Regions from separate parts of the Homo sapiens genome. Here region 1 is linked to region 2. Evidence: chromatin loops called from intact Hi-C (ENCODE). Cell type or tissue: PC-3. All regions are shown on one strand. Links, peaks and the distances in the headings refer to the core of each region. The heading gives the core; the rest is flanking DNA. Region 1 has its middle 580 kb from the start of LINC01781. Region 2 holds the start of LOC105378813 (a long non-coding RNA gene).

Region 1 (16,530 bases), core at 8,226-12,225, 66 kb after region 2:
TGTACATTGGGTTATAGAACTCTAGGCTTAAATTCTGAATATATGATTTTATGTTGTTTTAAACAGAAATATTTTAGTTAAGTGAGCAACTAGCGAACTGTGATATTCATATTCAAATACATGCACATTTGCATGGTGTAAGAAGGGATACAGACAGGGCTTAAATCTTTTAAATATAATATTTATAAGTAAGATGCTCACAATTATAAACCTTATGAGCAAGGTGATCCCCAGAGGTGAATGCAAGAAAATAATTATGGAAAGTAGATGCAGAAAGATCCTCAAGGGAAATATTATTCATGACGTATTTTAGTTCTCTAACATATGTTAAAATGAAAATAATATTGCTGGGGTAGAATTCAAAATAATTTATAAGATCAGAATTTTAGTTTGATTTTATAGTTAGAGGAATATTTATTGGTTGTGTTAATCTGTTTTCACACTGCCATAAGGAACTACCAGAGACTATGTAATTTATAAAGAAAAGAGGTTTAATTGACTCAGTTCTGCTTGGCTGGGGAGGCCTCAGGAAACTTACAATCATGGCAGAAGATGAAGGGGAAACAAGGCATGGTGGAAGGAGAGAGAGAGAAATCAGGGAAAATGCTGCACACTTTTAAACCATCAGATCTCATGAGAGCTTACCCACTATCACTAGAACAGCAAGGGAGAAATTCGCCCTTATTATGCAATCACTTCCCACCAGGCGCCCCTGACACATGGGGATTACAATTCCAGATGAGATTTGAGTGGGGACACAGAGTCAAACCATGTTATTTGTTATTTGATTTCATTTCAGATGACTTAGAGATCCAGGATTTAGAAAGAGACATAGAAAGTAAGTGAATCTAACACGTTATTCTCCCTTTGTTTCTAAGCAAAAATAAGAAAATAGTGTTGGTGAGACCAAACGTCGATATTTCCACACACAATTTCCATTGTTTTATTTAATTTTAATGCCTATCTCAGAATTATAATAGTTCAAAAAGAATAAGACACTTAAGGAATAAAAAGGGTCTCATCTACATGAAAGCTTGTGCAATAAGAAAAATCCTGCTACCACCGACCAAGAAAATCATTACTTAAGTACTACAAAGAAATAAAGAATAAAATGAAGTTATAAAGTTATGGTACTTTCAAGAGGTTTTTACTCTTCTTGCAACTTTAAGGTTAACAAAATCAAAGATTCTAAACACACACCATTATAATTTTTATAAATGTGCTTATTAATACATTTACAGCTTTAATTACAATATACATAACTCATAAACAGGTTGCCAAATACTTTCTTGAGTTCAGTAAATCCAAGAATGAAAATTAAAGCTGCTTCATAATAATTAATTTGGTTGAATTTAGATATTTTGCACATTATAATCTTCAAGTAAGAAGCTTTAAGATATAGTGAAATTGATTTTTCAATAATTATTAATTTTCATATTTAGTGAATTTGATGATTAAGATTTTTTGGTATTTTAAAATACATATGCATAAAAGAAATTATTTTAAATTCTATAGTTAGCTCAGCAGACATCAGGAAGTTAGGACTAATGAACTGTGATATTTTGTGACATTTCATTAATAAGGTTTTTTTCTCTGTTCTTAAGTAGTTTTTGTATTCTTAGCAATTTTCTGCCAAGTTATGATCAATTAGCAACTTATTTCCTTTATTATCCCGTTCCTTAAGAAATGTGAAATGCCTTTGTGTCATAATCAGCAATGGTCTTTTGTTAACTTCTTTAGCAACACTTTTGTCTTACGTTATTCAATAGAGGAGCAGGACAAAAATATCCTCGATAAATTGGTCTAAATATTTGTGTAACAATATTTGGTGGGACGACAATAAAACCTGAGGGGTCACACACATACAACCGTCAATCAAGAAGATTATATCCCACAATGTTTAAGACTGTTTTTGATCATTTTATGGCTAAATCATTTTTATTTAAATAATTTAATTGAATCATACTTCAGATTTTAGAGCTGTTGGCCAAAACTTAAATAATCTATACTGATAAATTATTGAGAACCATTGACCGCTACCTAAAATTTCATGAAATTACATTTCTATCATAATTTATAGATGCTGAAATTTCTTATTTTACTATAGTGGAATCAAGCTACAGATTCTGAGCATTCGTTTTTGCCAGTTGTTCTCATTTCTACCAGCAGTCAGTTGTATACTGCTTTGTACAATATAGGCACTTGATCAGTATTTGTTGCTGGGCTGAATCTTCATGATTGCAATGAAGAGAAAATATTCTTTTTTTATTTTTCAATTTTCTAATGAAAATAAGTAGGGTAAAAGTTGGTGTTGAGAAAAGTGTGAAGCTCAAGGATAATGCTGAATTTTAAAATTGGACTTTCGGATGGAATATTAAAGCTTTGCTACCATACCATACCATTGCTCAGTCACAGCGAGGTAAGTGAATGAACACAGCTGTCCAGCCCCTGAAGACTGATTGGAGCTGAATGTCTGATAAGAAGGCAGGGTCCTGTTTTGATTGGTCAGTTTTGATGCTCTATTAGCTGTTAAATGTTTTGAACATCAGTCTGTATGTAATGAATTAGAGGGACAAAGATTACTTTTAGATGTCTTTAGATGGCACAAGAAAACAATTGGAGGCAGAAAGGAAAAGGAAAATTACATTTGCCTAGCATCTACTATGTGATTATTTCTGGTTAAGATTTTTTATTTCTTCACAGAATCTCCATTATAAAGATGAGAAGATTGAAACTCAGGGTTTAAGATGAAATAAAATCACAAAAGTAAAATGCCTAGATCAACCTTTCTGCTATTTATAACCATTCAAAAATAACAGATTCATAAGCCTGTTTCCTGAAGCGGAATCTGTTGTAATTTGCAAATCCTTTAAACCAATTCTTGCTAAATGCCAGTAATTTACACATATAAACCGCATAGTGCTATCACGAACTGACTTGCTTTGAGGGCAGTGACAGATTGTAAGAGTGGGAAGTTAGCTTTTTATTACATAATCTAACCTTTTGGCTTTGGGAAGCCGTGAAGACATATACCAAAAAAATTATGACTTTCTCAATTCTGGTATTGGCAAAGGTGGAATTTCAAATTCGAATCTATTTCTATGTCTTTATACTATTCTATATTACTACCAAATTGGATGATTGTCAGCTACTTGAAATAGACACCATGTCTTCTATTTTTTAGGCATTTTTTTTTAGCACGAATATATGTTCAGTACAAATGTGACATTTGATAATTATTTGGTTTTCTAATTTATTCAACAAATACTTTTAAGCCATTTTTATAAGATAGATGCCAATATGATTTGGCTCTGTCTCCCCACCCAAATCTCACCTTGAATTATAATAATCCCCAATTGTCAAGGGAAGGACCAGGTGGAGGTAATTTGAGCATGGGAGCAGTTTCCCCCATGCTGTTCTCTGATTTTATAAATTGTTCAGATAATCGAATGAAGTATTGCAAAGTATTTATCATTGTGTCTCACACCATTTAGTGCTTAATAAATGGTAACTGCTATAATTATTATTTACTATTATCATCTGTGATTATGCACAGATTATGACTTGTCCCTCTGAGAAAATTTTCTTACTTCCTTCACAGATGTAATTCAGCCATAATATAGACCACTGTTGTAGCCTAGCGTAGATACCACTGTCATAGTCCAGCATAGACACCACACACACACACACAGACACACACACACAGTGTTGCATTAATGGGAAGAGGAAAGAGCATGGAATTTGGAATAAAATAAAGCCTTGGGTGAGGTTACACCACTTTCTAGCTGCTTTATTCTTGGAAAATGTCTTATCCTCTCTGATTTGTAATTTCCTCATGTGTAAAAATAATAATTTTCTTATAGGACCATTGTAAAAATTGGATGAAGCAACATCTATTTAAAGGGTTGCACCAGCACTTATTAAGTTTAGTAAAAAAGTACATTTGCATTTATTTATCTTCAGGGTTAAACAGGAAAAATGCAATAATGTCATTTTTTAGTTTTAAATACCATTCTTTCTATTTTCTTTTCCTCCTGTGAAAAGTTTCCTGCTAGACTTAAGGGTTGGTGTCAGCAGAGAGCCAGCTTGTCTCACAAAAATATAAGCACAAACAACAAAATCATTTTCAAGGGGTTTTTATGTTGGGTGTGGGAAAAGAGAATAACTCTAAATAGATGAGCCATGTGCTCAAAGTCAGGTTTGGCACTGCCACTGGTATCTCATGGGCTCTGGTGGAATTCAACGTGTCATTACATTTTGCTTTTATTCTCTTTAATCCAGAATCAAATGTCAGCTTTAGTCTTTCAATAGTCTCATTTACCTCAGGGAGCAACTGCTATGTCCCCAGTGCAACTAGTTTCCCTTGAAAACTCCCCCTTTTATCACTTGGTACTTGCTAGATTTTCACTTTTAAATAAAATGGTTAATAATTTCTCTGGTGTATTTGAGATTTTAAAAGCATTTTTTTCAATTTAGTTTAATCTGTGTTTAATTTAATATATTAAATCTTAATTTAATATTTTACAATTTGAGCTAATATATTTAAAATGCATTACATCTTAATTTTATATATTCAATCACAGTTTAATAAAATTTCCTTTTAACATCTTGATTAAAAGGACTGTTGCACAGTAGTTACGCCTTTCAATTAAACTCTAAGCACTGTTGTCTCAGTGGGCTTCAGCATTCCATCAGGGGCTTGAAGCCTGAAGTCCGAAAATGGAGAAAGAAGTACCAGTAGAAAAATGTAGAAACTTTATTACTGATGTATCTTTCTGACCTTAGTGACTTCTGCATTAGTAAGGATAACTCTAGTTGCTGTGCAAACAAGTTCCCAAATTTCAGTGGTTTAAGGCAATGGAAATTATTCACATAATCTACCAAATTGGTATTCCCGATCCATGTGTGGTTTGCCTCCAAATGATGATTCAGGTGCTCAGTCTTGTTCCATCTTGCTGACCTATAATTTTTAATGCTTTTAACAAGATCATCCTGGAAGGTAAAAGAATGCTGAGGATCACATGGGATGAATTTTTATGAGCAGATCTGGAAGAGGCACATATTATGTCTATTTTTATTCAATTGGCCAAAACTTAATCTAATCACCTGACCATTCCCAACTACAAAGGGCAATTGGGATTGTAGTTTAGCTGTGTGCAAAAGAGAAAGAGGAAACAGGTTTGTTCATATTTTTGTATCCCAAAGTACCTAAAACATTGGTTAGATATTTTATTTCCAGAATCACCTCCTAGCACGTAGCATCATGAAATTCAATGCCTCTGAGGACATTAAGATAGCCTTGACTGAAAAAAAAAAAAAAAAACTGCTATTTGAGAAAGAAAGCCAACAGAATATGTGGGAAATGTCTTTACTTTTGTATGTCTGATAACCATACTCTGCTTTTAATCATAAGCTTTGAATACTGAAGTAAATAAATAAATAGCAACAAATTATAGCATCCATAAAAAATACTTTGAGGGAGATACCTAGGTCTTTTTGTATTTTAATAATTGTAATTTTGAAGAGCTCCAACAGAAAGGGGCACTAGGTTTTCAACTATTCAGTGCAGAGGCATGTACCACTGATGATAAGGAATTAAAAAAAAAAACACATTTTGAACTCCCCTGACCTCTAAAGAAAAAAAAGCCCTAGGGAATTGTCATACAGAACCACAGATTTTCATTATGAATATAACATTAAAATTTTGCTAACAAGCATATTTTGAGTGATTTGTTAACAGCTCATGATATATGGATGACAAATAAACACAGAAAAATTCTCAACACTGTTAGTCATTGTGGAAATGCAAACTGAACCATGAAGGGATCCACTGCTCACCTTTTAGAATGGCTAAAATTTAAAAGTCTGACCCTCCCAAGTGCTGGTGAAGAAGTGGAGAAACTGGATCTCTCACCCAGCTGGTGGTGTAAAATGGCACAACTACTTTGGAAAAATATTTGGCAATTTCTTAAAATGTAAAACATACACTTACCATATGATTCATCTATTTCATGCCAAGGTATTTTCCCAGGAAAAATAAAAGCATATGTCCACACAAAATCTTATGCATGAATGTTCATAGCAGCTTTATTTTAATAGTAAAAATGTGGAAACCACCCAAATGTCCATCAACAGGTGCCAACAACTGTGTTATACCATGCAATAGAATATTCTCTTATAAATAAAGAGGAATAAATGTTGACACACGTTACAACATGAATGAATCTCAAAATAAGTATGTCAAGTGAAAGAATTCAGACAAAGAATAGTGCATACTATATAATTTCATTTATATAGAAAATGCAAACAAATATACAGTGACAGCAGATCATTTGTTGTCTGAGGTTGGGAGAGAAGGCCTGAAGCAGAGGTATAACAAAGGGCTCCAGGATCATTTTGGGAAAGTTAAGGGTGTGTTTATTATCGTGATTTTGGTAACAATGTATACATAGGTTAAAGCTTACTGAATACTTTAAGTATGAGCAGTTTATTGTTTGTCAGTTATACCTCAATAAAGGTGTTTTGAAAAAAAAATAATGTACAAACATGAAAGTTCACCATTATTTTTGTGATATTCTTGTCAAAAACATGCAACCAGGATTGAAACCTAAACTGAAGGACATTCTACAAAATGAATGATCTGGTTTCTTTAAAAGTTTTAAAGTCCTAAAAGGCTGAAAAAGAATGAAGAAATGTTGTAGATTTAAGGAAACTAAAAATACATGGCTATTACATAATACCTGGCTATACGTGATTCTGAACTGAATTTTTATGCTTTATAAGACATTATTGGAATAATTGGCCAAACTTACTTGGGTAAGTTCTGAATAGTAGACGGTAATAATGCACAAATGTTAATTTCCTGGATTTGATGGATGTGCTGTGGTTATGTGTGATAATCTCTTCTGCAGGAAATACATATTAATGTATTAAGAGGTGATGCAGCATCAGGTTGACTATTCTTCAATGGGTGAGGACAACTGTGTCTTTGTATACTTCTACAAAGCATTGTATAAGTTTGTCATTGTCCCAAAATTTAAATATTTTAAACAAAAAATAGAGTCTCTATAAGAAAAGAAAATAATTAAAGGAAATGGGTAAAAGATTTGAACAGATACTTGACCAAAAGTGATATCTGAGTGGCAAATAAGCATATGAAAAGATGACCTCATTAGTCATTAGAGAAATGCGAATCACAACCAGATGGAAATATGACTACACATGTATTGTAATGTTATCAAATGGAAAAGATTGTCAATGTCAAGTGTTGGAAGATAAATTATAGAAACTGGAACTTTCACACAGTGCTTTTGAGAATATGGTATAATACGGCACTTTGGAAAACAGCTTGGCAGTTTTAAAAAATATACTTCCACCAAATGACCTAGTCATTTTACTTGTAGGTATTTATTCAGGAAAATGAAAGCATATGTCCATACAAAGATCAGTATACAAATGTCCATAGCAGAATCATATGTAGTATTAAAAAACTGGAAACAACATGCATGTCTATTAACAAGTAAATGGATAAACACATTGTGATATATTTATTCAATGGAATACTATTCAGCAGTAAAAAGAAGTTGATCCCTGGTATGTGTAACAACATGGATAAACCTCAAAATAGTTATGCTGAGTGAAAGAAGCCATACAAGAAAGTACATACACTGTGATTCTCTTTATATAAAATTCTAGAAAATGAACATTAATCTATAGTGACAGAAAGCACATCATGCATTACCTGGGGACAGGTGAAGATGAGGACCAGAGAAAGGAACAAAAAAAAGGGGCACCAGGAAACTTTTGAGAATGATGGATGTGTTCATTCTGTGATTGTATTGATGATTTCACTGGTGTTTATATAAGTCAAATCACATAAAATTGTACATTTTAAATATGTGTAGTTTATAGAATGTAAATTACACCTCAAAAGGCTTTTAAAACAAATGAAGGCAGAAAGAAAAAGGCTTAGCTGAGTTCCTAATCATTTTAGGTAGCAAATAATGCAAGCTTCTATCTCTGGTGAATGTCTGGACTGCAGCAATTTATACATATCTACCCACTAGACAGTGAAGTTGGGATTAAGGTTTACATTTTTTGAAGTGAAAACTGAGGAACCTAACAGAATATCTGGGAATGGATCAATAGAATCCCCTTGAGCAAAACTAGGGCACAACTCAGAAAATGTTTTCTAGCTGGTTCACCTTCCAAATGAGTGATTATTAATGGTGTTTTATTTCCTGGTGTGGAAGTATTTCGCAGAGAAGCGGAAGTTCCAGGATGCCAGGAAAGTACCAGGAACACTCAGTTTCCCTGTGGGAAATCTCAGAGACATAGGACAACAAAGTGCTGTCTCTACCAGCGTTAGGATATATGCTGGCAGGTCAGTTCATGGAGTTGCTATTGTGCAAGTGTCAGGAAGGAGACTGATACCAATACCAGCCTATATGTCCTAACTAATCAGAATTTCAGGTAAAAAAGCCAACGTGATGTGCTACCTTCTCCTTCCTTGGATCAGCAACCTTTATAGGATAGTCTTCCAGGAAGGACTGATTCCTTAGGCTAAGTTGCTAGAAAGGAATCAGGTATTTGGAACTCAATGAAGCAGTCCACAGAAAGCCTTCAGGCAGGCCAGTAGTGAAGTGCTGTGGTAATCAATAAGGTGTTCATCAAAATATTTCTGCTTCTCCCTCCTCTAGGACATATGTAGAATTGTACTTCCTGCAATTGGCATGCAATCTACATAGCCCCCTCCCCCTGCCCCTTGAGGCCATGTGACTACTTTTGGCCAATGAGCTCCGAGTATGTCACATCTAGGCTAGAACATTTTAATTGCTCCCTGAAGCTCTTTTTCCATGGACTCAGGAAGTGGCACTGCTGGAAATAGTGGCTCGTCATTCAGCCTGAATCCCATATTGTGTTTAATGAGCAAGACACCCCTTGCCTGCTTTCAATGACATGTAGCCTGAACAAGAAAGAAGCTCTTCTTGTTTGATGACATTAACATTTTAGGGTTATTTGTTACTGCAGAACAGTCCTAGCCTATCCTGGTTCATTACAAAAAAAACCCTGCATTTGACAAGATATAGGTACTGATATTCTTTTCTTAAGGTCATTTGAACATGGACTGAATTAGAGGTACTGATTGATAGAAGCAAATTGATCCAGAGTCCACAGTCAGCATCTAGAATTTTTCACTGCATTAATTAGTTTGGAACATGGGAAAAAATATTATTAATACGGGGTGTAGTCAACAATTGTCCCATTACAATGTTTGCATTAAATTCTACATCTTCAGCCATAGAAGCCATAGATTGCATTGTTCTAGACCTAAGATTTGGTCAAGAAACTTGTAAGCACAAAGATGATATTGGCTGCTTAGGATTAAACATTCATAGTTTGCATCTAATACATAAACTGACATATATCAAATTACCTGTGGCTAAATTGAAAGCAAGGATAGTAGCTCCTAGAGAAGATAAGTGAGTGCTTGGCTATCTGGACTCAAGAATAAGGGAGCTGTCTTAAGAAAGGAAGAAGACGACTATGACAGAGATCCAAGCAAATCTTTACACACTTTAAAAATTTTCCTTGTAATGGTATTGTCCACCTAATTGTAGTAGTTAACGAAATTTACAAAATCTTTCAAAAAGATACTAAGGCAGGAGAATGGGGTCTGGAGGCAGGAAACATAAGGCCAATTCACGTTGACTTCCTAGAAGTAAATCAAATGGAAACACTTCAGCTATGATAGCAAATATCCTCTCCATTTACAGAGGGCGCAAACCGAGTAAATGACTTTGTAACTTTACTTCAGCCTCTTCATTTACATAGGGCGCATACCAAGTAACCAATGGAAATTTCTAGAGGATATTTAAACCCCAGAAAACTCTGTAATGAGGCTCTTGAGCCCATACTCTCAGGCCCGCTCCCACCTTGTGGAGTGTACTTTCATTTTCAATAAATCTCTGCTTTTGCTGCTTCATTCTTTCTTTCTTTGTGTGTTTTTTCCAATTCTTTGTTCAAGCCGCCAGGAACTTGGACGCCCTCCACTGGTAACATTGCCCTGAGTTTTTTTTTTTTTTTTTTCTCTATTCTTTATTGAGGCTTGGTGTTGCAAATGCTCCTTTCAATAATTTGGTAGACTCAAGCTTTGATGCAGAGAAAGTGTCTGTTAGAAAACATGGTAATATTCTTCCTGCTTACGATTCTTTTCAGTCTAAACCACTATCTCGTTTCTGTTGTTAAACCTATCCCTTGAAAGCACAGAAAACACAATGATGAGATTTTTGAAGAAAAGAAATGTAAATATCACCCAACACCTCCCAGCAATGGGAAACACCTTCCTCTATCTACTAAAATGAGAGATTTTTTTTTTTTTCATAAACAGCATGGATTTGGTCCCTACCACAGCTTTACCAAAGTGGAAGCTTGCAATACCCAGCCAGAAATAAAATTAAAAAACACACATGAGTCACTGCATTTTAGAGAGGATTTTACTACCAAAGAAGTTATTGACTGAACCAAAACCACAAACTGTTCCACCTCAGAAAGATTAATAACTGACAACAAAAGTAATGTTCCAGAAATTGGACTGGACATGTATGATAAGGACAGAAAACTAAATAGAAGACCAGGCATGTTTCTAATCCTCTTAATGCTACCCAGCTGCCAGTATCCAATAATTTCAATTAAAAAATCAGATTTTTTTCTGGCTTTTTTGCTCTTTCACAGCCTGAAGGAATTTCCATGTCCATGAAGTTGGTTTTCTCATCAATTACAATTTAAGAACTTAAAATGACTAATCCAGAAAGAGGTAAAAATAAATTATATCTTCCTATTATCTAAAATTACTGACTTATAGATAATATTTAGCAAGTTCTGGAAAACAGTGCATAGCTTCTTTGAATACTGTCATCCCTCTGGACAAAGGAGTCTGGTAATTCCAGGTGACTGCTCTGTGCCTTTATCAGAGGAAAATTCTGCAAATTCTTCTGCACAAGGGTTGAGAGGATGAGCTCTGAGCAAATGCAGCAAATGTAAGGGACTTCATGATATAAGGGGAGCACAAACTATGAACCCAGATCAAAGGCCAAGAAGAAAAGTCAGTGAACATAGAGTATGGATGCTGTTTTATTGTTCTATATGTGAAGACTTGAAGTCAGAAATATCAGTGTTTTAACTGGTTCCCTGGTTTCACTCCCTCCTACCCTATCACCCATTCCTTCATAACCTAGCTCAAGATATATTCTACACTCAGCAACCAAAGCCATTTCCTAAAAGTATATATTGGATCACATTGCTTCTCAGCTGAAATTCCACCGGTGACTTCCTGCTAAAAATAACATGGAACTCTCCTTGTATTTGCCTAGTTAATTCAACCCCTGGGTAATCAACCCTCCTCATTTCCTACCACTCTTCCTTTGTTCATTATGCTCCCATCACAATGACTTTCTTCCAGTCTTGGAACACACCAAACTTGTTCTTTTCTTGAGCATTTGTGCTTGATGTTGACTTTGGGGGCTGAGACTCCCTCCAAATATCCACATGTGTTGCTTCATCTTTTTTGTAAGTTCTTAGCTCACATCTCACGTCTTCAGAGAGGGCTTCTGAAAAGTTATGTGCCCCTCAGTCATTCTATCTTTTTATTTGTCATAATTATAACTATATTTAATTCTTATTCTTTTGCCTATTTTAATCTGCCCACACCACCTCAGCTCTAAAATGACAAGTTCTGTGGCAGAGAAACGTGGATATTGCCTTTTACCATTACCCAGCTCATGAAAAATACCTCAAGCGCCACAGATACATAATTTTTTTTGAATTAATTCAAATGTCTTTTGCTCAAGTTGTGTTCCGGGAAATCTACTAAAATCTAGATCAGCATAAAATGAAGTTGGGAAATTAATGAAACAGCAAAGTAAGGAAATAGAACATTTCATTAGGGAAAAGTAATTGTCTTTCTTGTTTCAGCTTGGTTACATGTGAGGTTTTCTGTTTCACGTTTTCCCTGTTTGAGAATCAAGAAATTAAGTACATATGAAATAAAGCAAATTGGCAGTTTTCTTAAAAACTGCCTGGCTAGTGAGGGACAAGAAACTTAAAATTGGATATTCTCATACCAGGCAAATTTCTAACTCACATGTCATAACTCAGATTTGTAAAGTAATTCCTTTGTTTTTCTAAAGAGGACTTGCCAGCCTCACCAGATATAGTACTTATTCATTTATGCACATGTTCTATGGAGGTGATGTTGGCGGAAGAGAAATTGAGGTTTGGGTACTAGTGAGGCCACAGATGGAGTCTCATTTAATTTCACCCAGGGAAAAACATTTTTATATTAGCCATAGGCAGAGTCTTGCTAATAAGAAAGCAAGCTTGGACAGTTATGTACAAAAAACAACTCCCTGATCACAGGGTGGTTATCATGCCAAAGAAGGAAGAAAAATCACTAGTGACTCACCACGCTGACATGGACATCCTGATCTGTTAGGATATTCTTAGACAAAAGTCAGAATTTGTGTTGAGTTATTTGCAAAGACAAATAGACATTACTTTAAGTAGTAGATATAGAGGTCTTAAAAGAATGCACACTTTTGTTAATAAAGCTTTTTAAAAAATATTAAAGATAATTATTTATATGAAAATTTCAAGGAATTCTTTCCCAAAGAAATAGATATTCTGTAAAATGGACAGGAGTTGCTTAAAGCACCCCCTGAGTGGGTCAGTTTTGCTCAAAGGTAAGCAAAGGTGAGACCAATCATAATGGATGAAGTTAGTATATGCAGTCGAACAGAAGTGAGAAGGAAGATAGCCTTAAAACATATTTTAGTATCTTTACGATGATTTTTATTTAAAAATGTTTTTAATTGACATATAACTGCACATATTTATGGGGTACAGTTCATGGGGTACAATGTATATTTTGATATAAGTATACATTGTGTAATATTTAAACCAGGGTATTTAGCATATCTGTCACCTCATATTTATCAATTCTTTATGTTGAGAACACTCAAAATCCTCCCTTCTAGCTATTCTGAAATATACAAAACAATATTGTTATCCATAGTCATCCTACTGTGTGATAGAACACCAGAAATTATTCCTCTGATCTAACTATAAATTTGTACCTGTAGAATCTTTTTTTTTTTTTTTTTTTTTTTTAGGCAGTCTTGCTCTGTCGCCCAGGCTGGAGTGCAGCAGTGTGATCTCGGCTCACTGCAACCTCCACTTCCCGGGTTCAAGCAATTCTCCTGCATCAGCCTCCCAACTATCTGGGATTACAGGCATGTGCCACCATGTCTGGCTAATTTTTTCTATTTTTAGTAGAGACAGGGTTTCACCATGCTGGTCAGGCTGGTTTGAAACTCCCGACTTCAAGTTATCCGCCTGCCTTGGCCTCCCAAAGTGCTAGGATTGTAGGCTTGAGCCACCACACCCGGCCTCCTGTAGAATCATTTTATGACTAGGTTCTATTACTGACATACACAAACATGTGAAATTATACTTTGATGTATATGTAACTTAGGTGTATATCCTCTAAAGTTTATTTTGACTTAGTACTCTTAGATCATAGTTGAGGGTCCCCCTCCCCCATTCCATTTTGGCATTTATTTGGGTTACCTTCCCCATTGGTGAGGGGTCCTGGGTCCAAAGAGATCTGCTCACCCAGCCTACGTGTACCCTTCTAAACCATGCTACAGGGTCCACAGCTCCTGAGTTTCCAACCCATGTGTTTTTGAACTCGTCCCCAAATACTGTGTGCGCCTTTTCCCACACTATGGGCTATTGCTGGTGAGTGCAGCCTTAGATGTGGGAGATGTGGATAAAACATGAGAAGGCTGGCTAGAATGTCCTAATGTATGAGCATGAGGCATTTTTGAGTGTGTCAGAAAGATAGCAGTGGGAAGATAATACCCATCAAAGTTGGCCTGAGACCTGGGCCTGGGGAAGCTCTCTCTGCTCTGTCATGTTCTGATGAGGAACTAAACTTTCAAGTCTTAATGAAGACTTATTTGTTAGGGCATAAGTTAGAGCATATTTTATGTAATCATTTGGTAGCATGTCTTATAACTTTTAAATATTTAAATTTATAATATGTGAGCCTCCATTTTATTCTTGACTTAGCCTTGCAAATGTTAGGGGGAGGTCTCTTAGAACTGTAAGAATTGAGCTTGAAATGTGTTTGGAGATATGTCATTAGGAAGCTATATGTCTTTCCACCAATCTGGAACTCTCTACTGTGTCTGCTCACCATACCTTGATGAGGTGGTGTATGTGAAATGTGCATGTTGCTGCCAGAGAGTGATCTGGGGGACCCAGAGAAGCCTGGTATGTTGCGGGGCTGTAGATTACATTATTAAAAATATTTGCTGTTCCTCTTTGGGAAAAGATTATACTATTTCACCTCATTGAAATTAGACTTGGAAGTTCATGTGACTTCTGTCAATGAGATGTAAATTAAAGGGACATAAGCACTTTCTAGCAGAAACTTTAAGATCCGTTATGTGGCTCCATCATCTCTCTTTTTCTTCTACTATGAGTTGGCCAATCCTTGATAGGAGGCTCTCCTTCAGATTCTAACCTTGAATAAAAATCAATGTTGAGGGGAAGGGGACAAGATGGCTGACTAGAGGCAGCCAGGAAGTGCTGCTCTCACTGAGGGAGACAAAAATATTGAGTAAACCAACATAATTTGAGCAGGTATTCGGAGAGAAAACACTGAGAGTGGATGGAGAGGCAATGCAGACTCTGGAGCTGAAGAGGGAGGAAGCTGGAAACACTGAATGGAGTATTTGAATGCTAAGACTAGTTCCCAACCCCAAACGGCTCCTGGGGAAGGGGTGAATGAAGGGATTGAGTCACAGCTCACTCTTACCATGTACTTCTGGGATCCTCGCTACAGGGGACTCCACATTCCCCATGGACATTTGAGCTAGTAGGGGGCTCTACCCAGAGAGTAGGCAGAGACAGGTTTCCTCCAATGTGGATCACGCCCAGGGGCTTTTGTGTGTAGACAGCTCTGGTGGGATGCAGCCATGGGCACTCACCCTCCATGGCTCCACATTTCCTTCTGAGAAGCTCTAGCTCCCAGCTGACTGCTGGACTCGGAGACAGTGGGCCTGGCTGCTCTGCGGGGCGGGGTATATTTGTTCTATAGGCCCTCTGCCTGCCAGCCCTTCAGGGCCCCTGCCTAGCTGTCCTGTAGGAGTGGTGCACAGTGCAGCCTCCACTGTCCAGCCTGGGTGCTTTGCTCCACCTGAGTAGTTTCCCAAAAACCTGGGAGCACTTAGGATACCCCAGTGCAGCTGGAGCTCTACCCCAAGCTGCCGGCTGATCCCTGTGCCCCAGGGCTATGGCACACAGCTTGGGAATGCCAAGCCAAGATCTGTACTCAGCACTTAAGCAGGGTAGAGTCCCGCACTCTCAGGGCACTGAGAGGGGTGAAACACAGGGGTTCATGGGCTGGCATGGAAGTGGAACGTACTTCTCTCTGAAGGGCTGGTCTGGAAAGGATGTGGCTTGTTTCCCTGCGGGGGACTCTTCCCAAGGAAGCCCCATATCCTGGAACACCTACCAAAGAAATGTGGGCACACCTGCCGGGCACGGTGGCTCACATCTGTAATCCCAGCACTTTGGGAGGCTGAGGCAGGTGGATCACGAGGTCAGGAGTTCAAGACCAGTCTGGCTAACATGGTGAAACCCCGTCTCAACTAAAAAAATACAAAAATTAGCCAGGTGTGGTGGCGGGCGCCAGTAATCCCAGCTACTCGGGAGGCTGAGGCAGGAGAATTGTTTGAACCTGGGAGGCAGAGGTTGCAGTGAGCCAAGATCACACCACTGCACTCCAGCCTGGGTGAGAGAGTGAGACTTCTTCTTGGAAAAAAAGAAAAAAGAAATGTGGGCACACCAGCAGTGATTGGAGGGAGCTCACCTGAAGCCCAGGAATGAACTTGGTGAGGTGGTCATCTCGTTCTCTTACACTGCAGAGCACGCCTGTGAATGTGAGGAAATACAAAAGAGCTGCATGGCTAAGAACCTATCTGCTAGCCATTACTCTTAAGCATCATTTACTGGATTGCAGCCCAAACTACATCACCAAAAAATATTCTGCTAATATACACTACCGTGGAACCACAGACAAGAACTAGCCACAAATCCAGATTATGTACATAACTTTAACCCTCTGAAAACATCCAGAAATGAAGCCAACTGATTATTGTCAACTTTTGTTACACTAAAGGAATACCATCCCTTTCAGATGAGAGAGGATTAATGCAAGAACACTGGCAATAAAGCCAGAATGTCCCCTAACCTCCAAACAAACCCACTAGCTCCCCAGCAATGGTTCTTAAGCATAATGAAATGACATGCTGAATCACAAACTTAAAAAAGTTGACATCATACCAAGTACACTCTTGGACCACAGTATATTAAAAACAGAAATCAGTATCAAGAAGATCTCTTAAAATTATAGATGAAAATTAAATAACTTGCTCCTGAATAACTCCTGGTGTGCAATGGAAT
Region 2 (16,530 bases), core at 7,670-11,669:
ACCTCCACCTTCTGGTTTCAAGAGATTCTCCTGCCTCAGCCTCCTGAGTAGCTGGGATTACAGGCGCCTGCCATTATCCCGGCTAATTTTTGTATTTTTAGTAGAGACGGGATTTCACCATGTTGGCCAGGCTGGTCTCTAACTCCTGACCTCGTGATCCGCCTGCCTAGGCCTCCCAAAGTGCTGGGATTACAGGTGTAAGCCACGGCGCCCAGCCACGAAGAACATTTATCGCCCTGCTGTGGGCACTTTCTCTTGTCTTTTTTTTTAATCCTTTAAATTTCTACTTTTCTTGATTTCTTATTATGTTGAGTTTGTGTGTATGGTTTCTGGTTATTGTTATATAAGTGGGAGACATTTAGTTGAATATATACTCTACTTTTTTTTCATTAGATAATAACTTTCTTATGGAAAGGAATTAAATTCTTCATTTTATTCACAATTATCTATAGCCCTTAGTGTTCCGTTCATAAATATGTTCAATAAATGCTGCTGATATGCTGACCAACTGTTCATAAGTGTAATATTTTATAGAATCTTCCCAGAATCAGGGTTCAAGAGGGTCAAAACTTAATTAACCTTCCTATAAAACCTTTCTAATAAAGCTAAATTTGAATTTCAATTCAAGTCAGATACTCAGGGGTGGAAGGAAGATTCTTTGAAGTCATTATGCAAAACAACCTACTGAACTTAAGTATCTTATATCTGAGTTCAGTATCTATATCTAGTTGATAAGTATATGTATGGAACACTTAGATCAGATATATTGCATTTAGGAACAGCTTCAGAATTAGTTTCAAATTGGCAGAATGTAGAGCATAAAAATGTCTCTGCTCTAATTAGCCTAAGTGCATGTGTAAGGATTCACAGTTACACACACACACACTCACACACACCAGGTTAATACAAGAGAGAAAAACTGAGAAGTTAAGCCTAGGGGCATATTTTAATAACCATAATCTACCTCATAGGACCCAAGCTCAATTTCTCATTTCTAAAAGAGCATAAAAAATGCAAAACTAAAATATTATATATATGTATAATATATATGTATATGTGTATACACACATATCATGTTAGTGTCTCTAATATATTCTGCTCTTGAAGAATCTAAAACTTGTTAAACAAAAAACAGATTTTTTTTGGCATTCTCTTAATAACTACACTAAAAATATCTTCTTTTTTTTCTTCTTTTTCTTTCTTTCTTCTTTTGGTAATTGGGTAGCTCTAAGAAAGATAGCCTTGTTAAGTTACACACACACACACAAAAAGAAAGATAGGAAGATAAAGAAAGAAAGAATGCTATTTATCTTACTTGAAAATGCAAGTATTATATCAGAAATGTCCACAGGATCATGAAACCTGAGAAAACTCATAAAATGCATAACACTGAAACTGCAGAGAACTGTTTTTGTTAATATTTTACAGGTATATTTTTATATGCAAAAATGCTGAGGAGGACTTTATGTAGATTAGATTTATGTACATTGTTGTATTTATCCAACTTATTTATTGTCTCAACTGTATTCATACACCATGTACTGTATCACGCATATTATCTTTCACACCAAAACTTTAAAGTATTTTCACACAAATTATTACTCAATATGTCTCAATATTTATTCAATATTACTCAATTACTCAATATTACTCAATATGTCTACCTTCAAAGGTAGACACCAGCTTGAGAGATAGCACAATAATAATACAGTACCACTAAGGCTCAAGTTCATCAAATTCTCAATCTTTGGGAATGTAATAATGAAGATTGTGTACTAGAGACAGTGTGGTCTTCAGGAAAAGTCTTCAAACTGGTGGAAATTATAAACTTTCTAAGAGATCTGCATGCATAGATATTTTTAAGGGAGTCAGTTTTCAGAACCTCAACTTCCATACACATCCTTTTTTAGAACTGATTATCCAGAGAAGAAACCTGAATACACAGTGGTTTTTTCACTTTATAAGAGAAACCCATGTCCCTTACCGTGATTTGCTATTATGCCTTACCCTGCAATATAAAGACCTCAGGTATTTCAGTGAAACATCTAGTGAATATTCAAGGCATTTTAAACTGTAAGACTTCCTACTTTTCTCAACCTTAAAAATATTTCTGTTCAGAGTTAAGCTTGATGTTAGCACTGGGATCTCAGGGCCCATTTGGGAATGTTCTGAATTTGTAACAGCCAAAGCTGCAGAGATTAGAGTCAATTATTTTCACTGTAACTGGAATCTTCTGTGGGACTATCAAAATTATCAAGATACATCAAAAAAGTTTATTAATAAATGTTTGTGCCTTTTTTTCAGATTCAGTGGCTTTTAAAACTAATTTTATCAAACATGAGTTATTATTTATTTATTTTTTTTGAGATGGAGTTTCACTCTTGTTGTCCAGGCTTCAGTGCAATGGCGCGATCTTGGCCCACCACAACTTCCGCCTCCCGGGTTCAAGCGATTCTTCTGCCTCAGCCTCCAGAGTAGCTGGGATTACAGGAATGCACCATCATGCCCGACTGATTTTGTATTTTTAATGGAGACAAGGTTTTACCATGCTGGTCAGTCTGGTCTCGAAAACTCCTGACCTCAGGTGATTTGCCTGCCTCGGCCTCCCAAAGTGCTGGATTATAGGCATAAGCCACCACGCCCTGCCTGAGTTATTTTTTATTTTGACAAAACACTACCTTTTCTTTTATCTCTTAAGGATCTTATATTTTCTATTCCTTATTATCAGAAATAAACTTACTTAAATTTATGCTAAAATTTTAATTTGAAGACTGCTCTCTAGGACTTGCTGTCTCAATGAATGGAAGGATAGATGTTAAGAACCCGCAGTAAGTTTCTGTTTGTTTTTGGAACTGGGTGAATGGGAGTCTGTCACTATTGTCAAAAGAACCCCTTTAACTCCTGAGGAATCCAATTCCACTTCTCCTAGCTCAGGGCAGTCCCCTATGCCTCTGCACTCCATCCTCCCAGAATATTCTTTTGTGAGCAGGCTCACCCTGCAGGCCTGGGCTTGAGGAATTGGACAAGAATTCTATTACTAATTCCCCAGGAAGACAAAGAGGAAAGTCTTCCAAGACAGAAAGCTTGGCTGCTGTCTTTATCTGAGGTCACCGCAGAAAGTGCCTTTCATTCTCTCAGCCAAAAATGAAATCAATAATTTTTCCCATTTTATTTGGCAAAACAATAAAAATTTTAATAAGAATAACTGAATTTGAATAATAGAATTAAAACAATGTCAGTTTTCTTTGTATTAATTCTATCTACCCATGGATTCAGGGCTAAAAATTGGAAATTGCTCTTTTTTACCCACTTCTTCCTCTTTAGCTGTGATACATCACCGAGCTTTGTTTATTTTACCTTCAAAATGAATGTCTAATCCACACCTTTCTCCCCATCTCTACTGCAACTGTACCTCTTAGGCTAAGCCACCATCAAGATTCCCCATATAAAATATAGCCTAAGAGTATGTCTCTCTAGCTTTAATCTTGCTCTCTGTTAATCCACTATTGACATAAGATCCAGCATGGTCTTTTAAGAACCTCTATCAGGTTGTGCTGCGTTCTTGATTTTTCTTGCATTTAGAAACAAGCAATTAAAATGCCCACATGTTTTAATGAGACCTTTCATGATCTGCTTGCTTCCTATTCTCCAAATCCATCTCCTTCTACCTTCACTTCTCTCCAGCCACACCCATGATTTTCAGTTCCTTGAATTTCACCAGGTTCTTGATTTTTGCATGAGCTGTTCTAACTGCCTGCATTTCATTCCTTCTTCCCCAACTGGGTCCTTTGCAAAGAAACCTGCCTAGATTAACCAATCTAAACTAAGTCTTCCTCATTATTCTCTCCCACTGAGTTTTATTCTTTTCTTCTTCCCAGTTATCAGTATTTGCAATTACACATTGTTTATTTGCCTCCTTCATCAAACTGTGTACTTCAAGAGGTCAAAATCTTCTTCAGCATTGTATCCAACACCCAGCACAGTGTCTGAGTCTTATTAGGTATTATCTGTCGAATGAATTATCTAATTAGTATCAGATTAATAAACAATGTAATTAATTGATTATGCCATATTGATAGATTATAGTATGTAGTCCAGATATAAATTTTTAAGTCTCTTCACTTAAGGAATTGGAATAGGACCTTAAGTACTTTTATGGTGTAGCTGAGATTACTCTTCCAAGTATTATGAAATGTCTTGTGGCCTTATTTATTAGTCCTAAAATTGATTTTTTATCTTTCAAATCTAGTGCTCTGTCTAGCCTCATGTAGTGATTACCAGTCTCCACTTTATCATAATTTAAGGGATTTTTTTTTTTTTTTTTTTTTTGAGGTAAAGTCTCACTCTGTCACCCAGGCTGGAGTGCAGTGGCGTGATCTCAGCTCATTGCAACATCTGCCTCACAGGTTCAAGTGATTCTCGTGCCTCAGACTCCCGAGTAGCCAGGATTATAGGCGTGTGCCACCATGCCCAGCTAATTTTTGTATTTTTAGTAGAGACAGGGTTTTACCATGCTGGTCAGGCTGGTCTCAAACTCCTGACCTCAGGTGATCCACCCGCCTTGGCCTCCCAAAGTGCTGGGATTACAGGCATGAGCCACTGCGCCCAGCCTAAGGGATATATTTAAGACTCCTTTTAGAAGGAAATCTCTTTCTAAAGGTTATCCAAAGAGGAAATAATCTACCAATTGGTGAGAAATATGGAAAGGCTATTTTCAATATAAAAATACTAAACATGTGTTCCTTCAACCACAACTCTTAAGATAACTTGGTTTAACTGTTTCTTTTCTTTTTTATTTTTATCTATTCATTCTTTTTTTGAGACTGTGTTTCGCTCTTGTTGCCCAGGCTGGAGTGCAGTGGCGCGATCTCAGCTCTCCCTCAACCTCCGCCTCCCGGGTTCAAGCGAATCTCCTGCCTCTCGAGTAGCTGTGATTACAGGCTTGCGCCACCACGCCTGGGGAATTCTTCATTTTTAGTAGAGACAGGGTTTCTTCATGTTGGTCAGGCTAGTCTCGAACTCTCAACCTCAGGTGATCTGCCCGCCTCGGCCTCCCAAAGTGTTGGGATTACAGGCATGAGCCACCATGCCCAGCTGGTTTAACTATTTCTTTCTCAATATCCTCTCCAGCATTAGAGCTGGTGAGGGTCTGATGGAAGCAACTGCTTGGGCAACTTATTTATGTTCTGCCCAATCAGTGATGACTAGTATAAAGGAGGAAATTGCCTTCAGACTGACTGAATGATCCTGGAACTAGCATCTTTCCAATCCACGCAACCAGAACCACTTAACAGCCAAGTGGCAAATTACGTGCTATCTCTTGTTCTTGGAACAGTCTTCACAGGGAAAGGAAATTTATCTTCTTTAGTCTGCTATGGCTATTGGAATGAGCCAAAAGACAATTTGTTACTACTCCGCCTTTGATATAGGATTGACTTTCTAGATCCCATTTTTATTCTTATGACGAAAACCTCCTGAATCCAGATCCATTCCCCAGAGACTTGGAAATGGCTTTCTTCCTTGGAATTTTGGTAAACTTTATCTGTACTAGGGGTCCTTTTCTTGACACATAGTATTTCAGAGCTTGGGCTCTGGGGTCAGCCAAATTTGGATGTAGATTTTCAATGCCCACTGCTGGGTTTTTTTTTTTTTTTTTTTTTTCACAATGCATGTAACCTCTCTAAATCTTAATTTTCTCATCTGTATAAAGAATATGATGTCAGCAGTTTTCTCATAGCAATGTTGTGAGAATTAATTGTGATTAGGCATATAGTGTGCTTAGTACTCCTTTAAAGGTAGCAATTTTTTTTTCCCTAAAGTTGATCAAGCATGGCTAGAGTTTTATGTCTACATCATCCTCAAGTTGGAGAGGGCAACCCCATTTCAACAGGCAGAATTCTTGTTTTTCACATCTTTCTAAACGTCTCCTCCCCCACTGTTTTCTACTTCAGTTAATGGGTCTATCATCTAACAAATTGCTTGTATACTAATCTCAGGAGCTATATTTGATTCCTCTATTTCCCTCTCTCCTAACACACGATACATCAGCATGTTTTTTGGACTCTATCTCAAGCACTTCCTGAACACGCTACTTCTCATGATTTTCATTCTTAACAACGAAACTTAAAGTTACTGTCATCTCTTTTTTGGACTATTTCTGTAGCTTTTTGATCTCTCTTTTAGTTTCATTTCCCTAGGGTCCCGCTTTAACATATCAACAAACGGATATTTTAAATATACAAACCCTACCATAGCATTTTTTTTTTGGCTTAAAACCATACAAAAACTTTTGGATTGAATAAAATCCCATCTTCCAATTTAGGTTTTCAAGCTCTTCTAATCTGGCTTCCAACGAACTCTTTGGCTTCATTTTCTCCATGTCTTGCAATTTGTCAGTTTTCTCCCCATCTCTCTTTTCTTCACATATGTTAAGCTTGTTATTACCTCTGAGCCTTTGCATTTGGTTCCCTAGGTCTGGAAAACTCTTTTGCTAGAGCTTTGCCTGGCTAACTCATTCTCATTATTCAGATGACAGCCTCAATGTTACATCTTCAGTTACCTTCCCTTTTTAAAGTAGGATTCCCCTCCTACCCAATCAAGCTGCATCGTATTATTATTATTAATTAACTAATTAATTATTAAATGTTTTGAGAAAGGGTCTTACTCCACCACCCAGGCTGGAGCGCAGTGGTCTGATCATGGCTCACTGCAGGCCTCCACCTCCCAGGCTCAGGTGATTCTCCCTCCTCAGCCTCCTGAGCAGCTGGGACTACAGGTGTGTGCCACCCATGCCCAGCTAAATTTTGTATTTTTTTGTAGAGACAGGGTTTCGCCACGATGCTCAGGCTGCTCTCAAACTCCTGGGCTCAAGCATTCTGCCCTGCTCAGCCTCTCAAAGTGCTGAGATTATAGGCATGAGCCACCATGCCTAGCACTATCCTATTTTTATTATCAATTTTCTTCATAGCAATGGTCACTATAGGCATAAGTCACTTTATTGCACTTTATTGTGCTTTGCAAATAACTTTTTTTTTTTTTAATGAATTGAAGGTTTGCGGCAACCCTGAGCTGAGTAAGTCTATTGGCGTCATTTTTCCGATAGCATGTACTTACGTTGTGTCTCTGTGTCACGTTTTGGTAATTCTCACGATATTTTAAACTTTATTATTATTATTATATCTGCTATGGTGATTCCAGCATTTTTCTTCCTTTCCTCAGGCCTCCCTATTCCTGGACACACAATATTGAAATTAGGCCAGTTAATAACCTTATGTCTCTCACTTTAAATCAACCACTAGAAATGGTTAAGCTTACTGATGATGGCATGTTGAAAGCTGAGACAAGCCAACGGTTAGGTTTCAAGTGCCAAACAGCCAAGGTGTGAATGCAAAGAAAAAGCTCTTGGAGAAAATTAAAAGTGCTACTCCAGTGAATGCATGAATGAAAACAAAACAGCCTTATTGCTGATATGGAGAAAGTTTTAGTGTTGCAGATAGAAGATTAAACTAGTCAAAAAATTCCCTTAAGTCAAAGTCTAATTTAGAGCAAGGCCTTAACGCTCTTCAATTCTATGAATGCTGAGAGAGGTAAAGAAGCTGCAAATGGAAAGTTTAAAACTAGCAGAGTTTGCTTCACGAGATTTAAGGAAAGAAACTGTCTTTCTAACATAAAAGTGCAAGGTAAAGCAGCAAGTGTTGATGTCTCCCTCAACTTCTCCAAGGTGAACTGTAGCAAGTTCTGTAGAAGATCTAGCAAAGATAATTGATGAAGGTGGCTACAATAAAAAACGGATCTTCGATGTAGACAAAACAGTATTGTATTAGAAGAAGACGCCAGCTAGTTCTTTCATGGGTAGCATGGAGAAGTCAATGCCAGGCTTCATAGAACAGGTTGACTCTCGCTCTCTGTTAGGGGCTAATTCAACTGGTGACTTTAAGTTGAAGCTAATGATCATTTGTCATTCTGAAATCCCAAGGCTCTTAAGAACACGCTAAATCCTGTCTGCCTGTGCTCCTGTATTCTATAAATGGAACAACAGAGCCTAGATGACAGCACATCTGTTTACAGCATGGTTTGCTGAATGTTTTAAGCCCACTGTTGAGACCTACAAATCAGAAAAAAGATTTTTTTTTTCAAAGTGTTACTGGTCAATGAAAAGGCACCTAGTCATAAAAGACCTCTGATCTAGATGTACAAGGAATTAATGTTATTTTCATGTCTGCTAACATGATATCTATTTTGCAGTTCATAGATCAGGAGTAATTTTGACTTTCAAGTCTTATTATCTAAGAAATATGTTTCGTAAGGCTATAGCTGTTGTAGATGGTAATTCCTCTGTTGGATTTGGGCAAAAGAAATTAAAAACATTATGGAAAGGATTTCCCATTCTAGATGTCATTGAGAACATTTGTGATTTATGGAAGTAAAAAAACAACACTAACAAGAATTTGGAATAAGTTAAGGCTAGCCCTCATAAATGACTTTGAGGGGGTTCAAGACTTTAGTGAAGGTAGTAACTGCAGATATGGTAGTAACAAGCAAGAGAACTAGAGTTAGAAGTGGAGCCTGAAGAGGTGACTGAATTGCTATAATCTCATGATAAAACTTGAATGGATGAGTAGTTGCTTCTTATGGATAAGCAAAGGAAGTAGTTTCTAAAGATAAAACCTACTCCTGATGGAGATATTGTGAACATTGTAGAAATTACAATAAAGAACTTAGAATGTTATATAAACTTAGTTGATGAAACAGCAACAAAGTTTGAGAGGATTTATTCCAATTTTGAAAAAAGTTATACTGTGAATAAAATGTTACCAAACAGCACTGCATGTTGAGACTCTCTTTTGTGAAAGGAAGAGTCACTTCATATGACAAACTTCACTTTTGTCTTATTTTAAGAAATTGAAAAGCCACCTCAGCCTTCAAAAGCCATCACTCTGATCAATCAACAGCTATCAACATCAAGGCAAGACCTTCTACCAGCAAAAGGCTGAGCTGAAGGCTCAGGTGATTATTAGCATTTTTGAGCAATAAAATGTGCTAAATTAAGGTATATACATTTTTTAGACACAATGCTATTGCACACTTAATAGATTACAGTATAGTTTAAACATAGCTTATATGTACTGAGAAACCAAAAGAAGATGTGACTTTCTTTATTGCAATATTTGCTATATTGCAGTGGTCTGGAACCAACCCCACAATATCTCTTAGGTATGCTTGCATATAATTCACAAAAGAAAATAGAAGTAGCTAATTACTCTGTAAATAAATGTCCATACTTACTAATAATCAGAGAAACTCAAATCAAAATAGCAAATGCAAAGCCAAGTATCAGCTATAAAATTGGTGCACTATATTTTAAAATTATAATCAGAATTTTTTAAGCTAGAGATTTTTAATTTTAATTTCTTTTCTTCCAACTTTTATTTTAGAATCTGGGGGTACATGTGCAGGTTTGTTACATGGGTAACTTGTGTGTCACTGGGGTTTGGTGTACAAATGATTTCATCACCCAGTTTGTGAGCATGGTACCTGAAGGTAGTTTTTTGATCCTCACTCTCCTCCTACCTTCCACCTTCAAGTAAGTCCTCGTGTTTATGATTCCCCTGTTTGTATCCATGTGTATTCAATGTTTAGCACCCTCTTGCCTCATTTAAGTCCTTGCTGTTGATGGGCATCTAGGTTGAATCCATGATTTGGTTATTGTGAAAAGGGCTGTGACAAACTTACACGTGCATGAGTTTCTACAGCAGAATAATTTATATTCCCTTGGGTATATAAGCAGTAATGGGTTTGTTGCATCAAATGACAGTTCTGTTTAAGTTCTTTGAGAAATCTCCAAACTTAAGCTAGAGGTTTTTTATTTTGTGATTAATAAAAGGTCAAATTTGCTATCACACTATCCCATACTCTATGCCACCATTTACCAGAAGAAAGGGTTTTATATCAGACTGAGTCATTAGGCAGAAATAGCAAAGACACGTTCATATCATTCTTAACATCTTGTGTTAGTCATGCCTCCACCCTGACCTTTGTACATGTTTACCTCATAGGCAAAGTGCTATTACTACACATGTAATAGACTATGGTGTAGTGTAAACACAACTTCAATATGCACTGGGAAACCAAAACAATTGTGTTACTCACTTTACTGTGATATTCAGTTTATTGCAGTGGTTTGAAACCAAACCCACATTATCTCTGAGGTATGCCTTTATCTGAAATCCTTATATTTTCCATCTCACTTCTGCTTTTCCCCAAAATATACACTCTATTATATCAAGAATCCTCATTTCCCATAGTGAGAGGTGACAGCGTGCTGGCAGTCCTCACAGCCCTCACTTGCTCTCGGCACCTCCCCTGCCTGGGCTCCCACTTTGGCAGCATTTGAGGAGCCCTTCAGCCCCCCACTGCACTGTGGGAGCCCCTTTCTGGGCTGGCCAAGGCTGGAGCCCACTCCCTCAGCTTGCAGGGAGGTGTGGAGGGAGAGGCGCGAGCGGGAACCGGGGCTGCGTGCCGAGCTTGCGGGCCAGCTGGAGTTCCGGGTGGGCGTGGGCTTGGCGGGCCCCGCACTCAGAGCAGCCAGCCAGCCAGCCCTGCTGGCCCTGGGCAATGAGGGACTTAGCACCCGGGCCAGTGGCTGCGGAGGGTGTACTGGGTCCCCCAGCAGTGCCGGCCCACCAGCGCTGTGCTCGATTTCTCGCCGGGCCTTAGCTGCCTTCCCGCGGGGCAGGGCTCGGGACCTGCAGCCCGCCATGCCTGAGCCTCCCACCCACTCCATGGGCTCCTGTGCGGCCCAAGCCTCCCTGACGAGCACCACCCCCTGCTCCACGGCGCCCAGTCCCATTGACCACCCAAGGGCTGAGGAATGTGAGTGCACGGTGCAGGACTGGCAGGCAGCTCCACCTGCAGCCCCGGTGCCGGATCCACTAGGTGAAGCCAGCTGGGCACCTGAGTCTGGTGGGGACGTGGAGAGTCTTTATGTCTAGCTCAGGGATTGTAAATACACCAATCAGCACCCTGTGTTTAGCTCAAGGTTTGTGAATGCACCAGTCGACACTCTGTATCTAGCTGCTCTGCTGGGGCCTTGGAGAACCTGTGTGTTGAAACTCTGTATCTAACTAATCTGATGGGGACGTGGAGAACCTTTGTATCTAGCTCAGGGATTGTAAACGCACCCATCAGCGCCCTGAAAAAACAGGCCACTCGGCTCTACCAATCAGCAGGATGTGGGTGGGGCCAGATAAGAGAATAAAAGCAGGCTGCCCGAGCCAGCATTGGCAATCCCCTCGGGTCCCCTTCCACACTGTGGAAGCTTTGTTCTTTCGCTCTTAGCAATAAATCTTGCTACTGCTCACTCTTTGGGTCCATGCTACTTTTATGAGCTGTAACACTCACCGCGAAGATCTGCAGCTTCACTCCTGAGCCCAGCGAGACCACGAGCCCACGGGGAGGAATGAACAAGTCCAGACGCGCTGCCTTAAGAGCTGTAACACTCACCGCGAAAGTCTGCAGCTTCACTCCTGAGCCAGCGAGACCACGAACCCACCAGAAGGAAGCAACTCCGAACACATCTGAACATCAGAAGGGACAGACTCCAGACGCGCCACCTTAAGAGCTGTAACACTCACCGCGAGGGTCTGCGGCTTCATTCTTGAAGTCAGTGAGAGCAAGAACCCACCAATTCCAGACACAATAGTATCCACAGTGTGTAAAACAGTGAAGGCATATGGTAAGAGCATAATATATATTGTATACTTCATACTCAATGAATGAGATTTGTAAGTCTGCACTTCTTTGCCTTGCTATTTCATGCAAGAAGCAATATGAAAAAGAAAGCCTAAAAAGAAGTTTGTTCTGCATAAGACTTTTGCCACCTTTTCAACAACCATGCAAAAAATGGATGGCAGGCCCTGTAGAACTGATCTTTTTAAGGCGCACTTACAACTGAAAGGTCAGCCTTCATTATGTTTCCAGCATATCTGTGTACTTAATAAGAGAACAGTTAGCTACAAGAGCAACAACTAAGAAAAAAATGGTAAGAATACTTTGACATTTAACAAACCTGTTTTTAGAATTGTTGATAATTTATGTTTCTCTTCATTGGAGAACAAATTCTTAAGGGAGATTTAATAATTAAAAAATGTGAGGCCGGGCGCGGTGGCTTACGCCTGTAATCCCAGCACTTTGGGAGGCCGAGGCGGGCGGATCACGAGGTCAGGAGATCGAGACCATCCTGGCTAACACGGTGAAACCCCGTCTCTACTAAAAATACAAAAAAAATTAGCCGGGCGTGATGGTGGGCGCCTGTAGTCCCAGCTACTCGGGAGGCTGAGGCAGGAGAATGGCGTGAACCCGGGAGGCGGAGCTTGCAGTGAGCCGAGATTGCGCCACTGCACTCCCGCCTGGGCCACAGAGGGAGACTCCGTCTCAAAAAAAAAAAAAAAAAAAAAAAAAAAAAAAGTGAAAATGGGTATGATTAGTAAATACAATCATGGATTCTTTTCTAATCTCCATTTTCTCTCTTTAAGATTTGCATGCCAAATTAATTACTTTATAAGCCCAATGAAGGAAGATTGTTTGGTTATAATAGTTTAGGTATATTTTTCCCCCCAAGGAGAGAAAACAGTTGAAATAATTATTCTATGTTACTACGACTAAATATTTTTGTATTCATCTTAGAGAAGTAAGTTACCGCTTGTCAGTGGAGGTACTGTGAACAATGGCATATAGTTAAATCTCACTTCAAGGTACATTGTCCCCAGTGTCCTGAAACATTCATTTTTGAATAGCTGAGGAGCAAGGACATTATTGATCACAAATAAGACTAAAGAGTGCATACAAATATGACCCTTAACTTTTGTAAATATCAAAGTTTAGGTTTGGATAGACAAAATAGAGTCCAAAATTGATACTGACTAATGAATGCAGTCAATACGGACATTGCAGTTTACCTTAGAACATTTGATTTATTCTAAAGCAAATTTTCAAATCTCTTTGCTATATTCCTTGTTTCCAAAATGACAATAATAAAATAATAAATATAATTTTGATCTATTTAGAAGGTAGTATATTTGTATAACTTTGGAGTAACAAAAGAAAAATAGATAAAAAGATTTATAGAACAAAACTGAAAAAAAAAATGCAAAAGTGGAGGCAGGTGATGAATTCATTTATTAACTAAAGGTGAAGTAGACGTTACATGGATTTTAAAGAAAAGCCATGCTTGAAAATCTGCCTCTTTATACATATTTGTAAATGTGTGAATTTTTACTTATGTATCAGAATATGCACATAGATAAATGTTCTTAATTTTAGAGCAACACAAAAGCTGGAAGTTCCTACCTATCTTCCCTGTCACACACACACACACAAATCCCCAAACAACAAATAGAGAACAACATTTTGTCCAAAATAACTAAAGGAGAGCACAGGGGAACAGCAAAGGAGTAGCAGAAAGCCTGCCGAGCACAGAAATCCAGGATGGCTGTATAGGAAAGGGGAAAAATCCACTTTGCCTCTGCCACCCCTTCCCCCAGTTGGGATCAGCTTGGAACTAGGAGAAATTTCTCCCTATGGGAAAAGATAAATAAGAGGAACCCAGCAGCCTCCATCACTACTGTGGACACTTGCTATCTTCACCTCACTATACTTCACTATAGGAGACTTCTGCAGTCCTCACAGGCTCTGAGCCCAGCTGAAGGACTTCCCGAGAGTCCACACATTGTGCTATCCCCAGAGAAGTAGCTTACGCTATACCCCATCAACCTATGGCCTGAGATGCTGTCCTGGAGCTGGAACCATTGCTAGAGCATGTCCTGCTCTGGGGTAAAGTAGATTTTACACCTCTAAGGGTGCACCCCTGAGGCTTTGTCACCATGGCACCATGCCCCCCTGGTAGTGTGCCATCCCTGAGCCATGCTGAGGCTATGCCCTACTCTCTGGGTCCAAGCACTGCAAAGCGTTCCATCTTCCTATTCCTTGCTGATGTGCCCTGCCCCCTGGGGTTCAAGCTGAATTGGCAACCTGCCTCCTTGGGGTCCTGAGCCTTGACAACATTGGAACAGTTGTGTCCCGGGTGCTGAAACCAACACAGTGTCACACCCCCCAGGGACTTCAGGCTTCTGGCACACCAGAGCAGTCATGCCCTCTAGTGCTTGAGTTGACCCAGCACTCTGTCCCTTGGGAGACTCTAGACCTTGGAACATGGGAACAGTCATCCCCTTGTTATCACAGCCAACATGGTGTCTCATCCTCTATTACCTCACACCCCTGGTACACCAGAATAGTCACACTCCTGGTGCTCAAGTCATCATGGCACACTACCTCCTGTGGAATTGGAGCCTCAACTGACCTGTGTAGCCGTGCTTTCTGGGGCTGAGCAGATGTGGCACCTGATGTCAAAGGGAATGAAAGCCTTGGCTGAGCTGAGCCATTCTGCCCTCCAGGCTGATCAGTCAAAGTTACTCACCTTCCTGGAACTGGACCAGCCCTGCACAGAGTCTGAGCTGATGAGGTGCTTCACATTCCTGGGAAGTAGAGTCATCTCTGTGTGGCTCCCTGTCCCCCAAGGTGCAAGCCACACATGCAGCTTGCCATTCCTGAGTTCTTGTTGCTGCTGTTCAGGCCTCACAAATCCTGGGCTACTGCCCTGCCCCATCATCCCAGGGCCAGAGTCACAGTTGCATGATAATTTATCTGCCGGGGCCTGAACTGATGCTATACCCTGTTGATTCTGGGTCCTACATTGCAGCTGCACTGTTACGGTTTAAATGCATCCCCTCTAAATTCATGTGGTAGAAACTTAAATCCTGATACAACAGTGTTTAGAGGTCAGGGTCTAATGGAAGGTGTTTAGGTTATAATTAGATTATTCATACAGATATAAAAAGAACTTGTGGGAGTGGGTTCTCTCTTTTCTGCCCTTCTGACACCTGAGGACTCAGCTTCATCCTTTCTTCCCTTTCTGTCTTTTGCCACGAGAGGACATAGTAAGAAGGTCCACATCAGATGCTAGTGTCTTGATCTTAAACTTCCCAGCTTCCAGAACTGTGAGAGAATAAATTTTTGTACTGTCTGTGGTTTTAGGTTATAGCAACACAAAATGAACTAAGACATGTGCCATGCTCCCCAGGCCCTGAGCTTTCAGAGCACCCCTTCTTGGAGCCATGCCAGTGTCCTGGCCCACAGAGTCAGAGCCACAGCTAAATCCCTGCTCCCTGGGCCTGAGCTGTTGAGCAACAGAGGTTTGTGGGATAAATGAATCCAATTATGCCATGAAGAGTAAACATGAACCTCAAGTCCCAGGTGCTATAGTAGTTTTGCAAGACTCTGAGCCCGGGACCATGACTCCACAACTGCTCTGAGCACTTGTGCCCTGGATCCCAGAACTGCTGCAGCTGCTGGTGGGACATGTCGGACCCAACATCTAGAGTGATTCTCTCAGATAAGACTCCTCAATGTTGGGAAGACAAGAAAAGGAGGGTCCCTAAATCCCTTGCCACCAGAAACCTAATAACCTATACTGCCATCACTACTTTCACAAACTCATACAGTCTAGACCACTGAGGCACCTGCAGTTATTGCTGACATTGGTCACAACCAAAAAAGCTGCATGGAGACTATACCATTGTGCTCATTCCCAAACCAAAGGCCACGTACCCTCTTCAGCTAGCAGCTTTAGTCACATCTGCAGGTGAAAATCTTCCCCTACAAAAGCTATTCTGTACAGTTTCGAAGTTGTGCCTGCTCCACCAGATGCGCAATCAATATAGGGACACACACAAAAACATGAAAAAGTCAGAAAACATGACACCACTGAAGGAACACAATAATTTTCCAGTAATTGATCCCAAAGAAACAGAAATCTATGAATTGTCTGAAGAAAACTGAAAATAATGATCTTAAGGAAACTCAGTGTGATATAGGAGAATACAGAGAGACATTTCAATGAAATTAGAAAAATAATTTATAATCTAAATGAGAAATTCGGAGAACAGATAGATATAAAAAAGAATATGACAGAAATCTTGCATTTGAATAGGTCAATCAATAAGCTAAAAAAATGCAATGGAGAGCTTCAACAGCTGACCAGATTAAGCAGAAGTAAGAATCAGTGAACTTGAAGACAGGGTTTTTTTGTTTGTTTGTTTGTTTTTAAATCTTGCTCTATTGCATAGGCTGGAGTGTAGTGTTTCTTACTCTTGGCTCACTGCAACCTCTGCCTCCCAGGTTCAAGTGATTCTCCTGCCTCAGCACCCGAGTAGCTGGGATTACAGGCATGTACCACTACGCATGGCTAATTTTTCTATTTCTAATAGAGAGGGGGTTTCACCATATAGGCCAGGCTGGTCTCGAACTCCTGGCCTCAAGTGATCTGCTTGCTTTGGCCTCCCAAAGTGCTGAGATTACAGGCATGAACTACTGTGCCCAAAGGCAGGTCTTTTTAAATGACTCAGTTGGAGGAAAAAAAAAGAAGGAAAAAGAGTAAAGACAACCTATGCAGCTTATGAGACACCATTAAGCAAA

What was found. Peaks named below come from ENCODE experiments on the same cell type or tissue, not always from the same donor. Only the 100,000 strongest peaks of a DNase experiment are listed, where the experiment ranks them.
Region 1: it touches region 2 in a loop (8-fold over the local background); 2 of 110 quality-filtered maps call a loop at or near these places.

The regions. Positions count from the first base shown.
Region 1 is chr1:81,107,917-81,124,446 of GRCh38, reverse strand. No RefSeq gene overlaps it. Among named protein-coding and RNA genes, the nearest start is that of LINC01781, 580 kb to the right of the region's middle. In PC-3, for the core only: a CTCF peak has its summit at 10,052 (motif pointing left); no DNase peak of the experiment used is centred there.
Region 2 is chr1:81,172,951-81,189,480 of GRCh38, reverse strand. LOC105378813 (a long non-coding RNA gene) reads left to right here and starts at 11,634. Exons shown (of 2, transcript XR_947531.2): 1 at 11,634-11,734. In PC-3, for the core only: no CTCF peak of the experiment used is centred there; a DNase peak (open chromatin) is centred at 10,050; H3K27ac peaks cover 722 bases.